2 separate regions of the Homo sapiens genome follow, and region 2 is linked to region 1. A link is a loop called in an ENCODE intact Hi-C map of the cell type or tissue named here. Cell type or tissue: endothelial cell of umbilical vein. All regions are shown on one strand.

Region 1 (8,000 bases):
AGAAACCATCCACAATGAAACACAAAGATTTTTAAGACTAACAAATAAAGAAAGGCGTGCATGCTGTGTGACTGCACTGATACACAATTCTTGGATGTGCGACCTAATGGATAGTGACAGAAAGATGGACAGGGTGGGAGAAAGAGACTTCAGAGCAGTGTGAGGAGACTTCCTGGGGTGGTGGACATGGTCGTCATCCTGTGCAGTGAAGGCTGCGTGGGTGTAAACACACAGCACATTTACCAAACTGTACAATGCTAAAACATGCAGTTTATTCATGTCAATTGTAGCTCCATAATTCTGTGATACGTAGTGGGGGAGAGAAAATTAAACATACGACATATTTGGAGGACTATTCAGCAAAATATTAACAATAGTCATGTCTAGATGGTTCATTACTAGTGGTTTTCACTTTCTTTCTTTTTTTTTCCTGTCTGATTTTTCTAATTTGGGTGCCATAGATTTGCATTGCTTTTTGTAACAGTTACCCATTACCGAGTGATAAATGGTCACATGCTTAGCATCTTAATCAACACTCATTAGCTCACAGTGTTATGGGTCAGAAATTCTGCACCACATGGCTGGGCTCTCTGCTTAGGGTCTCACAAGGCCAAAATCAAGATGTGGCAGGGCTGCCTTCTGTGAGGAGGTTTGGGGCAGAATCCCTGTCCGTCTCATTAGGGATGTTGGTCATTTGTTGCCTTGCGTCTGTTTGACTGAGGTCCCGTTTCTTGCTTGCTGTCAGCTGGGGCTGCTTCTGATCTGTGGAGGCTGCCTGCAGCTTCTCGGCTCATTGTCTCCTTAGCCAGGTGTTAAAGCAAACTAAATATGGCCTGTGATGGACTCCGTACTTCTATATTTGAGTCCTTGTGAATGAACTGTAACCTGGCTTAAAAGTCAGACAAAAGGCTGGATGCAGTGGCTCAGGCCTGTAATCCCAGCACTTTGGGAGGCCGAGATGGGCAGATCACGAGGTCAAAAGATGGAGAGCATCCTGCCTAACATGGTGAAACCCCATCTCTACTAAAAAATACAAAAATTAGCCGGGCGTGGTGGCAGGTGCCTGTAGTCCCAGCTACTCGGGAGGCTGAGGCAGGAGAATGGCGTGAACCTGGGAGGCAAAGGTTGCCGTGAGCCAAGATCGTGCCACTGCACTGCACTCCAGCCTGGGCGACAGAGCAAGACTCCGTCTCAAAAAAAAAAAAAAAAAAAAAAAAAAAGTCAGACAAGATTGAAAACTTAATTTAGGAGTATGTGCCTGCCTGAAACAATAGCTGAGTCTTGGCCAATCCCAGTGGCCACACTTCATAGACTGCTGAGTGTTCAAACTGTGTTCAAATAATGCAAACAACGAGCTACAACCAGTCCAGCCGTTCTGCACCTCACTACAAATTTCTGTACGTCATTTCCCTTTTTTTATCTATAAATCTTCCACCATGTGGCTGCGCGGGAGTCTGTGAATCTGCTGTGATTCTGGGGGCTGCCCGATCCGCAAATTGTTCATTGCTCAATTAAACTCTTTTAAATTTAATTTGGCTGAAGTTTTTCTTTTATTACAGGCCACAGCGCAGCTTCCTCCAGGCTGCAGGAGCACAGGTCTCTGACCCTGAGTCCCTCCTTTCCCCTGTCTCTCACCCCTCAAATCAGATGTGAAGGGCTCAGGCGATTTCAATCAGCACCCAAATAGTTGCCCTCTTGGTGAACTCGAAGCCAGCTGATTAGTGACTTTAATTACATTTGTGAAAAATCTTCACTGCCATGTCATGTATCACACAGGGTCTGCCACATCCCAGGGGAGGAAATAATCCAAGGCAGGTACAACAGGGGGTGGAAATCCTTGGGCCACTTTAGAATTCTGCGTACCATAAATGTGTAAAAAGATGAAACTTTCTACAAGAGAAAGGAAGGTCACTCTGAGCTGCATTTTTGTTCAGGAACAGAGAACTCATTGAAACCCACAGGCAGAGCTTGTGCAAAGGGAGAGAGCAGAGAGAACGGCCAATCAGTGGAAAGTTACTCTTCCTGCTTGGAGGAGATATTTTCCTCTATTTTAAAGGCAGCTGTGATGTGATAAACACAAGAGAAGAGCAGCCCCACCCCCCCACCCCATGCACTGATTTCCAGGAGTGGGGCCATGAGCTGGGGGCCCCTGCTGCTCCTGCACCCCTCACCTGTGGTCCCCTGGGGGTTAGGTGACCTGCTGGGTCAGACACCAGCTCTCAGGGAGCCGCAACTCCTGGCATAGGTGCAATGTCTTGGAGTGACAGCAGATTTTTTCAGGCCTAGCTCTGAACTCTCCAAACACAAATCCTCCTAGAAGTCAGCACCCCTCAGTGCCTCACCCTGGAGCTTTGCCACATCACCATTTATTAAGAGAGGGATGCATCTGCCCTGCACACCCTGATGGGACAATTTCCACCCCACCAGCAAGGGGACATCAGTGTGTCCCCCCAGGGCCCTACTGGAGCACCCACCAAGAGGCCCCAAGTGCCCCTGGGGAGAGGGACCTTCAGGAACTCGTCACCTCTCACTGTGCCCCTCTGCTACTCACCGGTCACTCCCCAGAGCCCATCACAGTGACCCAGCACTCCTGAAATGTGAGTTCAATGCTTCAAACTTTCTGCAATACTGACTCTTCAGGCGGATGGTTCATGGTCCCTGAATTCATGATCAGTTATTAAAAATAATAAAATACTTCATCTGTAGGGTGCTTGTGGCTCCCAAAGTGTTTCCTAAGGGTGTACTACCCGAAATCAAAACAAGAAGGGCCCAAATCGTGGGCTCTAATGCTTCCCCAGTGCCCACCCCCCAGCATTCCAACCAGACACAGAAGCCACCAGAAGCATGATCTTAACAAGCAGCATGCCAGCAGGGTTCCCCTAGCTCACAGAGCCCTGCAACCCCAGAACCTGCTTGGAGACCCAGAGGGCAGCCCAGACGCCACCTCCAGCTTTCCCACCTCCATCTGGGCCGCCCTCCCAGCAATCTCGAGTCCTGGGGATCAGGGACCATCTTATTCCTCTTTGCAGGCCCAGGACCTGCCTGTGCCCAGCACAGTACATCTTTGTGGGATAAATGACAGGAGTAATGCATTCACTCTCAAAGCCTGAAGATTATCGAAACAGCCAGGGTCGGGAAGAGAAAAAGGTGAGCACGCAACGCATGGAGGGAGGGAAGCCAGGGCTGAGGGACACCTGGCGTGGACCCTGGGGAACCCGGCCTCCCTCCTGCCCACTGCCCTGCCCCACCAGGGCCTTGCACTTGAGGGTCCGGGGTCTCTCAAGCCCTGTGACCCTGTGCGGGAGCACTCTGTTCCTGTCTTCAATCTTTTTGTGTTTTTAATGCATATCTCTCTCATTCAGTCTCTTGTTTTCTTTTCCCCTAAACCCAGTGGTACAAAAACCAAGGGGGGTGAGATTGTATCTCTGTTTGTTTTGATGGATTGAACATTTTCTTTCCTTGTTCTACATTTTTCAGATTTCTGGGGATTGTTTTCCACCTCTTGATGTTATCTGGGCTCTGGCCAACAGCAACACACACTCTGCCGGTGCCTGAGGGCGGAGTGCGGAAGCAGGGGGCTCAACTTTTGGCTAAATTTAGCTTCTCTTGGGCAGATTTATCTCCATTAATCATAACCAAGCGGAGTTGCTGGAAACTGTGCTTCCCTCGATCCAGCCGCCTGCGTGAATAAGTACTTCCATCCCAGAGAGGATTTCCTGGAGCGAATGCCAATAGTCTCCCTAAACAGCCAGGCAAGCCACAGCAAACAAACAAAAACAACCAAAAACAAAAGGAGCAGCAGCAGCTGGCACAGAGGCGGGTGCTCAGCCTTGTTTTATCCGCAGGTCCCGCACCAAGCAAGTGGAGAAACACACGAGGCTCCCTCAGGCTGGATCCCTGTGTCCCAAGACAGCCAGAGAAGGGGACGGGGACACTGCCCAGCTGTGGGCACCTGCACTTGGAGGTCACCCCACCACCGCCTGGGAAAGCCTCGAAGCCTCATAGCACAGGGGTGGCCAGAGTACTCCCTGAACTGCGAGTCTGGTTAGTTCTTGGTGGTGGGCACAGGTGAGTGACATCTACCTTCCGCACTTGTCTCTGTGTGTGAGATACTTGGTTATTGGAAAAAAATGAAATCTGTGAGTCTTTGGATCCCTGTTTGGCCCAGGAACAGGCCACCCTCTTCTTTACTGAGTCAATGCTAAAGTCACTGTTGACCCAAAGCATAGGGATGAGCGGGAGACGTTTCAGACTCCAACAGGTGCTCCATCTGGTGGCGACTTCAGGAACATCTTCCAAGTCAAGGTGGCAGGTGTGCACCTGTGGGCTCCTTCTTGAAGGCCCGTCCTGCAGGCACCCATCCAGGAAGGAAGGCTGAGGAACTGCAGGGAGCTGAGGGCTGGGCATGACCACAGACCATGATGGTTTTTCTGGGTGCATCATTCAACCACTATTTCCGAGAGCCTGCCCTGGTCCAGGCACTATGTGCTGGCAATCCAAAGAGGGGCTGTGGGCTGGGGTCTGAGTGTCAGACAGCAGCTGAGTAGAAGGTTTTAATCAGCGTTTTCCAGCACGTGAACTGTAAGACTTGCAGGCAGAGAGCTTCCTGTCTCCTGAAGGATTGAAACAAGAGCTTGGGGTCAATTGGAAGAGGGTGGGAGGTGGCTCTGCTATCCTGGGAGCCCACAATATCCAGTCTGGACCACTGGGTCCTCTGAGGTCCAGGAAAGATGGCATCGAGCCAAGCTCTGTTTCTCATACTCTATGGAGGACCACTGGATGAGCAGATTGTGACAAGGGCTGGCAGGAGGCCCACTAAGTGCTGGTGGGACTGGGGGAGGTCAACTCTGCCCTCAGGCTGGGGCCTTATCTGAGGAGCAGGTGCTGCTGGTGATGCCTGGAGCCCACCAACATACCTGGTACCCGGGATCAACGTCCTCTCACCTGAGTCACTCTGAGGTGCACGTCCCTGTGCTGAGCCTCAGTATCCTCAGCTGCAGAAGGGGCAGATAGACAAGAAGAACTCTAGGGCCCTCCTCCCCAGCTCTGTGACTCCATGAGTAACACACATGTATGACAGACGCATGACAGGCCTGACACTGCTGCCCCCTCCATATGGCACACAAACCTACCTCTCGGGCATCCCAGGGCTTCCTGGCAATGCCCTTCCGTGTGCAGCCAGGAACAAAGAGGCTCAGGACCTGGGTGGGACAGAGCCCAGGGGACAAGCAGATGCTCGGTGCTCCATGGATTGTGGGGCCAGCAAGGTGTGGCAACCGACAGAGGGGCTCCTGCCACTGTGTCTGTTCCCTGATAGTCCAGTTCCTCCCTGGTCAGCAGCCCTGGATCGGGGGCATCTGAAGTAGGATGGACACCCAGTACCCGGTCACATTTACTGTCCAATTTGCCAGGGCAAGCTGTTTGCCTGGGAGTCCATCCCTGCTTTGGGAGCCTCCCCAGAGCTGGACACACAGCCCCAACCCAGGACCCCAACCCCACTGAGGGTGGCAGCCACACAGAGGACCAGGCAGGTTCACAGCAGCACATGCTGGAAGTGAGGAAAGCCCCTTGTGCAGTCATCAAAGCTAAGCAGGGAGGTCGTGCTGGCGTGAAGATGATTTTACAATAAGATCTCTAGGACGATCGCCCACCAGCTGCCCCACCAGGCCGTAAAAACCCACTCCCACTGCAATGCTAAGCAAAAGTATTTCCCCACAATAGAACAGACACCACCCTCTGCCCTGCTGGCAGTCACCAGGAGAGAGGCACTGTCCTGAGCAGGGAGAATTCAGCATGAATAGCCTGGCTTCATCATTACATAGAAAGAGGGGATTCAGGAAGGCCGTGTCCAGACTTGGGGGCCTACCACGGTGATGCCCAGTGTCAGTGCAGTGGATGCAGACAGTGTTCCAAGTGTCCAGTTCCTTCCCTCAGGCACATGGAGACTGAGTCCCTCCGCACCAGCCTCTGCAGACTATGCTGCTGGCTGCTAACCCTGGCCACGGGGCCATGGAAAGGAGAGGCACGTGTGGCTTCTGGGAGAAAGCACTGAGGAGCTGCAGCTCTCCCTCCAGCTGTCTCCTCCCACAGTGATGGGAAGAGGCTCTCCAAAGGCAGGAGCGGAGGAGCCACAGCCTGCAGTGGCCAGGCCCCCACCACGAGGAGCTTCCATGTGGGGACAGAGCCTGGGACCCTCAGCTGGACCAGCAGTAGACTGTGTGCCTGCAAATATTACACTGCATGCTAAGCTACCAAGATCTGGGGAGTGTACATTACTCCACTTGGTTATTACACATGCACCTGGCCTAGCCTGGGCTAGCTCCCAGGTTGGTGATGAGCAAAAAGAAAATAAAGGTATAAGAACAATGTTGCATTAAAGAGAGAATATCAATAGATAGAAAATTTTTTTAATAAAAGAGCCAAATGGAAATTCTGAAAAGTATAAAAACTGACATTAAAAAAGTCAGTAGAGGGCCTCAACAGTAGATTTAAACTTGGAGAAGAAAAAAATCACAAATTTGAAGAAGATAGGTCTATTGAGATTATGCAAAATGAAGATCAAAGGAAAAAAGAATGAAGTAAAACAGATCCTCAGAGAAATGTATAAGACCATTAGGTGCACCAACATATGCATAATTAGAGTAATAGAAACTGGGGATAGGGCAGAGATAGGGGAAGGAGAGACAGAGAAAGAAAGGAACAGAAAAAAGATTCGAAGAAATAATAACAAAAAAATCCCAAATATATCGACAAACATCAATCTATACATCCAAAAGCTCAATAAACTGCAAGTAAAAGAAACACAAAGAGATCCACAAATGAACACATCATAGTAAAAATGCTGAAAGTCAAAGAAAATAAGACAATCTTGAAAAAGCAACAAGAGAAAAGCCACTTATCACTTACAGAGGAAACACAATAAGACTAACAGCTGACTTCTCATCAGAAACAATGGAGGACTGAAGGTGATGGGATGATATATTTAAAATTCTCAAGGAAATAAACTGTCACCCAGAAATTATATATGCAGCAAAGCTATCTTCCAAAAATTAAAATGAAATAAGGACATTCCCAAATGAGTAAAACTGGAGGAATTTATTGGTAGCATACCCAAGAAATACTAAAGAAAGTTCTTCAGGCTAAAAGCAAGTGACCCCAGTTGGTAATTCAAATTCACATTTTAAAAAAAAGCACCACTAAATACAAGTATGCAACTATAAAAGACAGTAAAATGCATGCTACTTCTCCTTTCTTATCTTAAATGATTTAAAAGGTAATTGTATATTCTTCCTGATAACTTTCTTTAAAAAACAAAAGAGCTATTGTACAAAATGGTATGCATATAATGTATTTTGGGGTGCATAACATATGGAAATGTAATATACTTGTCAATAACAGGACAAAAGAGGTGGGTGGGAACAAAGCTGTATGGGGCTAAAGAAATTACTCCAGAGAGTAACTTGAATCCATAGAAACAAATGAAGAGTACCAGAAATAGTAAATAGAAGTTAATATAACAAAAGCTATAAATACATACTTGCTCTCCTTCCCTCTCAGTTTTATTAAGAAACATAAAATTGTATAAGATAATAACAACAATGCATATCATTGGGTTAGTAACATTTATAGATGTAATCTGCATGAAAATAATACCACAAAAAAGGAAAAATATAATATATATGAGTAGTGTTCTGGCCAAGCACGGTGGCTCTCATCTATAATCCCAGCACTTTGGGAGGCTGAGGCAGGTAATAGCTTGAGCCCAGGAGTTCACGACCAGCCTGGGCAACATGGCAAAAAATCATCTCCACAAAAAATACAAAAATTAGCTGGGCATGATGGCACACACCTGTAGTCCCAGCTACTTGGAAGGCTGATGTGGGAGGATTGCTTGAGCTCAGAAGGTCAAGGCTGCAGTGAGCCATAATTAACCCACTGCACTCCAGCCTGCGTGAAAGAGTGAGATCCTGTCTTAAAAAGAAAAAGAGAGAGAGAGAGAG
Region 2 (8,000 bases), 740 kb before region 1:
GACAGGCAGAAGTCCCAACAAAAAGAACATGGCCATGGTTTCAAAAAAGAAAGTATGATGCTGATTTCTGATTTTCCAGTTTTGCCACTGACTTCACTTTTTCTAGGACATGTACGTTACCAATTTTATACCTCGTTTGATTTTCAAGACAATTTTAAACACCAAAAAGATAAATCCTTAAACACTTATTAGTGACCTAACAACAGAAGACCAGAAAATGCAGAAGCTAAGTGACTTTGAAAAGCAAAAGGTCAGCTTTCCTGTGCTCACTATAAAAAGCTTAGTTCAAAATAAAGCAACCTACTATTAGTGTTCACTCTGAGCTGAATCCTCTCATTTTCCCTACATAGCAGCAAGCATCCAGGGGAAAATATAGCCAGTGTCTCCTGAGATCTATCCGTGCTACTGGAAAACACACGCTCGGACAGTCTTAGAGGATCTTTAACCATCGGTGCGGCTTGACCCTGGTTAATGAGACCAGGTTCCGCTCTGACTGAATGTGACTTCCAAAAGGGGCCACGTCCAATCCAAAGATCCCTTCACCTCTGAAGGGGTCTGCTGCTATTTTGGGCACACACATCCACCGTGGGAGGCCGCTGAGGCTCTCGATATTCACACAAGGATTTGTTTGGCTTGTCATATGTTTAGTTTAACGGCATTTTAACAATGGCATCATCTGGTTAAAGCTTTCCAAAGAAAACACAATGTGACCCATTTGCCTCGAGAACTCTAGGCGTCTGCTGTTCAGCAACGACTCTGGGTGCTCAGAACCTCGCCCCAACCTATATGCGCAGCGCATACAGGTCAGAAGGAAGGGACATGGTGGGGGCCCTGGAGGGGAGGTTAAGGGATGTTTTCCCCAAGCAGCCCCTCAACGGAGCCATCCCCAGCAAAGCCTCCTCCACGGTCTGCTTGCTGCCCGCGTCCTCCTGGAGCCCACGAGGACGCAGGTGCCCACTCATGCTGACTCACGTGGTATCCACGCCTGCTGGAGGTGGTGACTCTGCAAATATAGCCCCGAGCCACAGTGAGGAGGATGAGGAGGGTGGGGGAACAGGTAAAGCCACCCACAGCTCCCCCAACCTGGCAGACCTGATTCCAAACTTTGCCTTTATTAGCTCATCCATCTCTCAGTCACTGTTTGAGGAAGGTGCCATTATGACCCCGTTTCCCAGAAGAGGAGATGGAGGCATGGAGCAGCAACATCACTCGTCCCAGGCCACGTGGCTTGAGGGAACTGTCATGGGCGTCTGCATACCAGAGTTAACCCAGCTGGGTGGTGAAGGCGCACCTCCTCTGTTGACCACGCTGCCCACCAGGAACACCCTGGGAACATCTTGCCCTCAACAGCAGGGCAGTCTAAACCTCCCAAGGGCAAACCAGGGTGTCCACCCAGAAGCCCTACACCAGCCGCTCCCCATGGCTCTTGGAGCTCAAAAGAGTGTGGGGTCAGCTCACTGTCCTGGGCATTGAGCATGAATACAGGACTGGGTCCCGACCCTACCCCATCCTCTTTCTTTCCCTGGCCCTCTCACCCTCTCACTTCCACCAGACACTAACTCCAGAGGTAGGCTTCTCCCGCTGCCGAGGCCATGTTATTTGCACTGTGAGTGGGCATTCTGAGAATGCCACCTGGGCTGAGCCAGTGTTTGCATTTCACTCAAGAAAGCAGGACCCGCCTTCTCCAGGCCCCTCCAACTCTCCCATCTCTGCCCCACCTGCAGCCCACCGTAGCCCACCCTAGACCCCTGCTCTCTGATGTCAAGCTGTCTCCAGCTACACACCAAGATCCAGCAGATCTTCCCTGTAATGGGTGCCTCCCAGCTGTGTCGTCAGATAAATACCCTCACGCATGTGCCTGGGGAGTCCGGACAACTTTTTGGGGCGGTAAAAATTATATGTGTAACTTTCCACCCACTTTTAACTCAACGAGGTTAATTTTATTTTTTTGCATTCTACTTCCAGGAATAGGTCTAAGAAAATTCATATAAATGCATAATCTTCATAGTATTACTTAGATCAGCAAAACGGGAACACCATTGGAGGTGCTCAAAAGGCGTGTGGCTGAAATTGAGTGGAGAGGGATGCAGGATGGCGCAGGAAGATGGTGAGAACTCAGCTGTGAGGAAGGCGCAGAACATGGGCTGCGGGAAGGCGTGCAGAGTGAGAGAACTCAGGTGTGAGGAAGGCACAGAACACGGGCTGCGGGAATGTGCAGAGTGAGCAGGATTCACTCTGGACAGAGTGCGTATGGGAATGCATTTTCTTCTTTGTGCTCTACAGTAGACACCCAATTAATTAGTGACTGAGAAAAAGCAGAGTATCCACCTGGCTCTCTTTCTGCCAAGAACCGCGACTGCCTCCACCGCTCCATATGGGACCACCCTGCCTAATACCTGTCTTCTGGAAATCGGCTCCACTCCTCCGTGTGGGACCACCCCGCCTAGAACTCCTAATACCTGTCTTCTGAAAATCAGCTCCACTCAGAGCAGCCTCCCCATCGTGGCAGCTCCCTGGTACCAGTGCCGGCCAGGAGATGCACAACCCTCTGCCTCTCTGCCCCAGCCCCACTCACCCGCCAAGTCCCAGTGCAAATGCCACCTTCTGCAGAGCTCTGCTGGCTTAGAGTGGCTTGTGCTGATCTCCCAACTCCTAGGTGCCTCGGCACGGGCTCCCTTTATGCCACAGCTCAGCACTGATCACGCCCTGCCACGCATGGCTCCTGGGTGAGCTCAGCACTGATCACGCCCTGCCACGCATGGCTCCTGGGTGAGCTCGGCACTGATCATGCCCTGTCACACATGACTCCTGGGTGAGCTTAGCACTGATCAAGCCCTGTCACACATGGCTCCTGGGTGAGCTCAGCATTGATCACGCCCTGTCACACATGACTCCTGGGTGAGCTCAGCACTGATCATGCCCTGTCACACATGACTCCTGGGTGAGCTCAGCACTGATCACGCCCTGCCGCATGGCTCCTGGGTGAGCTCAGCAATGATCGTGCCCTGTCACACATGACTCCTGGGTGAGCTCAGCACTGATCACGCCCTGTGACGCATGGCTCCTGGGTGAGCTCAGCACTGATCAGGCCCTGTCACACATGACTCCTGGGTGAGCTCAGCACTGATCACGCCCTGTCACGCATGGCTCCTGGATGGTCTCACGTGTGATGTGCTGCTTGCTCAAATTACATCACAAGCTCCTTCCAGGGAAGGACTCTGTCTCACTATTTTTGCGCCCAGCCCAGTGCTGACTCAAAAACAGCACTCAGTAGTCACTGGGTGACAACAGGAACACCAGCTTTAACACTCAGAAGAAGCTTGCTGAAGACTCCGTCTCACCCACTGCACACTTTAAAAAAAAAACAACAAAAAAACGCAAAGGTTCACGTGTCCATTAGAGCTGGCCAAGCAAGGCACTGCTCATAGGAAAAAAGGCTGCATTGGAGTTTGAAAGCTTTTAACTCACATGATTCCTCGTTTCAACTGAATCTTCCCCAGTCAGCTAGACTTAGTGAAACTTTAGATCATAACATTTCTTGATGGCTGTAGAAAAGGTCTGTGTGTACTATAATGGCCAGAGGAAAGAAACCTACATCAGAAATGACACATATGGAGTTCCCCTGGGCATGAAGATGTCAGATACTTTTTAATAGAAATCCACAAATATTCAGACCCAGACCCTTACACCGTGGTTAGGAACTCCTCAAGTAGAGAGGGGACAGGGCACGAGAAACAGGCAGGGCCCTGTATTTAGCGGGTAGGTCTGGCTCTCACCTCACTGCTGAAGCAGAGTCCCTGTGTGATGCCAATGCTCGCACACACGGGGCATGGCACCAGGAGCCCCTCCCCGGCTTCCCTAGGTCAACAGCCTGCTCAGTGGAACTGTGCCTTTCACAGACCACCTACCATGAGCCTTGGCCTTCAAGTTGAACACTTTCTGTTGTGCAAACATGTCCGCTGCCTCCCCTCTATCCAGGCCATGCCCAAGCAGCTCCTTTATCCTGGTGCTGTGATTTCAGGAGTGGTGGGGTGAGGGGTGTACCCTGGTGGTGGTTGGGAATGGGTGGTCCTCTGGATGGGGATGTACCCTCAAGAGGGGCGGGTGAGCCTTCAGGATGGGGGTCTGCTCGGTCTTGTCCTTCTGCGTGTCCACCACTAGATGGGGCCAACCGTGACACGTCACTAGGGCCAAGCTGAAGCAACTTCACTCCTTGCTTCCCTCCCTGCTCAGTTGATGGGTGCTCTGGCGTGGGAAGACGTTAAAATGCCCCGGTGGTTCAGACACTGCTCAGGGGCAGCGGAACAGGGCAGAGCATGCGATTCACCACTACTAGGGTGGGACTGGTTAAGACCCACCTTCAGAGGAGCCTCAACTCAAGCTCCTGACTGCATCTCCCGCAGTGCCAAGCTGGGGCACCCTTGTGCACCTCAGCCCACCTAGAACCAGCTCTGAGTCACTAATGCCAGGAGCAGGGCCCGGCTTAGACATGCCGGAGTCATCAAACCTGGTCCCCTGGGCCTGGCACTTCCAGCGCCATGGGAACAGGACCACACTGGGGGTTGACAGCGTGAGGCAGACACGTGGGTTTTCAGAAGCTCCTGAGAGAAATCGCCTATGGCAGGAAGGCCTGGCAGAGAGGGCAGCGGGGCGGGTGTACCTGCTCAGCCGACATACCTGTGACATCCAACGGACGCTTTTTTAGAGCAGTGACCACTGGCCCGTCTTTCCTGCGTAACAGGGGGCTGCTCCGTCTTTCGGCCACTTTCTGCTTTAGCCTGGACCGTAATTTCAGATTCGGTTCAGAAGCTGCACAAAAAGGAGATGTCATTACAGCCAGGCAGACACCACTGGCTCAAGGTTATCCTGTTGGTGGTTTTTTAAAAATACGCACTCTGGTGAGTAAATATTTGCTCAACACTGCTGTGTTGCTGCAGGGGAGAGCGCAGGGAGCTCACGAAGCAGGGGATTCTAAATCCCATTCATCAGTCCCAAATAATGAATAAAACGAATCTGGTGCTTTGGATAAATTTCTGTGGCCACAGCATTATGCAAGCGCTGGCACTGTCTTCACAGAATCAGGCCACCACTGTTTACCAGGAGATGGAAACAGGACTGACAAGCTGATTTACTGGGCGTGGCAGGAGGCTGCTGAGGTGTGAAGTCACTTAATGGCGATGTCTCGTAACTAATGCTCTTCTAGATAATACACCCCTATCTTCATAGCTGTGTTGCTCTAAAATCAGAGAAAGACTGACAGGGATGTGAGGCTGGGCCCAGGGATGTGAGGATGGTGTCCACGTTGCACACTTTCTTGCTCGCCCATGCATCGCCCCAGCTGTGTCAGTCAGTGAGGCCTCCAGAGCGTGAGGCTGCTATCCCCACCCCGACCTGGGGAGGCTCAGCAGAGCCCATCCCAACATCTGCGCCGGCTTCACCTTTCATCTGACCACAGGGTGAAGGTACTGGGCGTGGGTCGGTTTCTGTGAACAGCTCTGCCTGTGTGGACAGAGCCATTTGCGAATCTACACCTTTCAGCCCACCGTGGTCCCCAACTCATCTGCATCTGGAACCCAAACCTCCGGCGCGAGGCCCGCCTTGGGAAGCACTAGGGATCTAAAGGCAGCGACCGGAGTCAAAGAAATCCCCAAACCCACCCGGGAGAGGTTATCGGCTTTCAGAGTCCAGAACAGAGCCAAGAATACCGCCACGGAGACGTGTGTCACACAAGCCTTTGAGTTCTGAGGTTTTACTTGGCTACTTTCAAGATTCTACCACTTGGAGATTTGCACATTAGGGAGATTTTACCTCTTCTTAAAGAATCAGCACTCCTGCTGTTCTTAATCTTTCTGGAACAGGCAGTGCACCGCCTCCAGAGCAACAAGGAATGAGACGGAGTTTCTCCTGGAAGCAGGACTGATGTGGCTGGGCGATGGGGACCAACATGACTTCACTCTTTGGGACGTGCAGACAGCCCAGGACCTTCTCCACTTTGGAAAAGGCTTCGAGTCAGGGACAGTTTTTCTGCAGGTCTTGGAAGGATGTGGGAGAAGCAAGCTCCCTAAAACAGCCTTCCCAGAGAAACCAGAGAGGCGCTGTGAGAAGGTACCAGACTCTAAGCCTCTGCAGGGAGCGAGGCCTCTGTGCTGTGGCACGGGGGACCTGGATGACGACAGATGACGGATTCAGCCACAAGCCGGCCTCTCCACGGGCTACTGACGAGGGCACACTTCTGTGCCTAACACAACCGACCGAGGCAAGCGTAGATTCACAAGCTCCACTTCTATTTCCACGCTGGGTTTCTTGCCATTATTCAAAAGACAAAACAAAACCAAAAAAAACAAGCCAAAAAACCCAACTGATGACTAGGCAAGAAAACAGTACCTCTTCTCTCACCACCAGATCTCCACTGAAACCCACATGGGCTCTGCAGGGATTCCCCGGGCCTGGGACAGGAGCCACTTCTGAGAGGCAGGGGCTGTGTGTGCCCACAGAAGAGCACAGGGTCCCTGGCCCTGTGTGAAAGGTCTTCCTCAGTGGCTGCCCTGCCACATAGAGTGGGACACGTGGCATCGGGAGGCGGGCATGACATGGTCACTCCAGGCTACCATGGACTGGCTGTGGTACTGCAGCCCAGTGCACCGCCTCCCCCAGGCCCTGTGGGGGTCATCACGCTGCCACCAGGTCATCAGTCAGGCGGCAGATCCTCCACAGCCCTGCCGGGCACTCCAGACTCTTTGTGCAAGAGACTCTTGAGGAGAGTCCCATGGTGGCTGCTTCACCCCACCCCTTCCCTCCACTCCCCTCCCCTTCCCTCCTCTCCCCTTCCACAGGCCTCTGCTCCACGCCCCTCCCAAGGCTGCCCTGACCCCCCACAGCCCCACTGCCCCCATCACAGCCCCACTGCCCTGTCTTCCTCACAGCAGCCTTCTCACCATCTGGAATTCTTCTGTCCCCTCACCTGTTTACCCCCTGCCTCCCAGCCTGCACACCTGCCTGGGCTCCCTGATTCTAGCCGACTGCACGTCCCTGGTCGACTCTGCCTGCAGGGTGGCTGCAGCTGACCAGGAGGCTCCAGGACACCATGCCAGCACTGCCAGGGACAGCATGGCATGAGGCTGGGGCCCTCCGCTCGTCCCTGCCCCGTGGGCTATTCAGCACTCTGACTCCCCCGCAGAACCTATCAGACAAGCAGGGTTTTGGATGCGGGGCTCGGGGAGGGGATTGAGCAGCAGCACGTGGACCAGGAGAGAAGGGGGATGCTGGAGACCACCCGGGGCACATGAAGTGGCCTTCCTGGGGAGAACAGAGAAGCCCTAGGGGGCAGAAGGCAGCCGGGGGAGCCGCATACCACGAGGACCGGCTCACTGCCTGCTTTCAGGGTGGCCAGCCTTCCTGCTTCCTGCCCTCCCTCATTACTTCCAGGCCGGGCATCTCATAGATTGACTTAAGACATAGGGACCTACAATATCAGCCCTTCAAATGCATGTGTCTTAAAGCTTGCACAATGCCTGTAACTCCAATAATTCTGCCAAAGGCAGCCAAAGTGGAAGATGCAGGTAAGCCGGCACCTGGTGACTGTGAGGGTCGAGGCTGCACGTGTACTGGCTCAGTGCAGCAGCCCCTTCACCGCCCTCGCGGGCCTTCCACTCATTCCAGGCACGATGTGGCCAGGTGGAGGAACTGCAGAAACTGGATCCCACCCCTAAGAGGGCTGCAGGTACATTGACAGAACCAAAGCATCAGGCCGGAGGCCTCATGGAAGAGTTGCTCCCACCAAGCGTGGGTGAGGGCAGGAAGGATGCCAACTGTACTTCCAAATGCAGTGTCTGCTCCTTAGGGAACAGGGAGCAGGTGGGATTGTTTCTCCTGAAGCCAATCAAGTAAATGACTAATTAAGGCGATACAACATTCCAATCACAACCTTAAAATTCAACGCAGTGCCCAATGCCTAGCAGGTGCCTTCATCCTTCTGCCAGAAGCAATTCTGATGGAGACAC

Evidence for each region. Peaks named below come from ENCODE experiments on the same cell type or tissue, not always from the same donor. Only the 100,000 strongest peaks of a DNase experiment are listed, where the experiment ranks them.
Region 2: it touches region 1 in a loop (23-fold over the local background); 3 of 110 quality-filtered maps call a loop at or near these places.

The regions. Positions count from the first base shown.
Region 1 is chr2:239,878,178-239,886,177 of GRCh38, forward strand. No RefSeq gene overlaps it. Among named protein-coding and RNA genes, the nearest start is that of MIR4786, 61 kb to the right of the region's middle. In endothelial cell of umbilical vein, a CTCF peak has its summit at 4,282 (motif pointing left); a DNase peak (open chromatin) is centred at 3,594; H3K27ac peaks cover 1,131 bases.
Region 2 is chr2:239,139,906-239,147,905 of GRCh38, forward strand. HDAC4 (histone deacetylase 4) reads right to left here. Exons shown (of 27, transcript NM_001378414.1): 8 at 4,678-4,809. Among named protein-coding and RNA genes, the nearest start is that of HDAC4-AS2, 50 kb to the right of the region's middle. In endothelial cell of umbilical vein, a CTCF peak has its summit at 4,143 (motif pointing right); no DNase peak of the experiment used is centred here.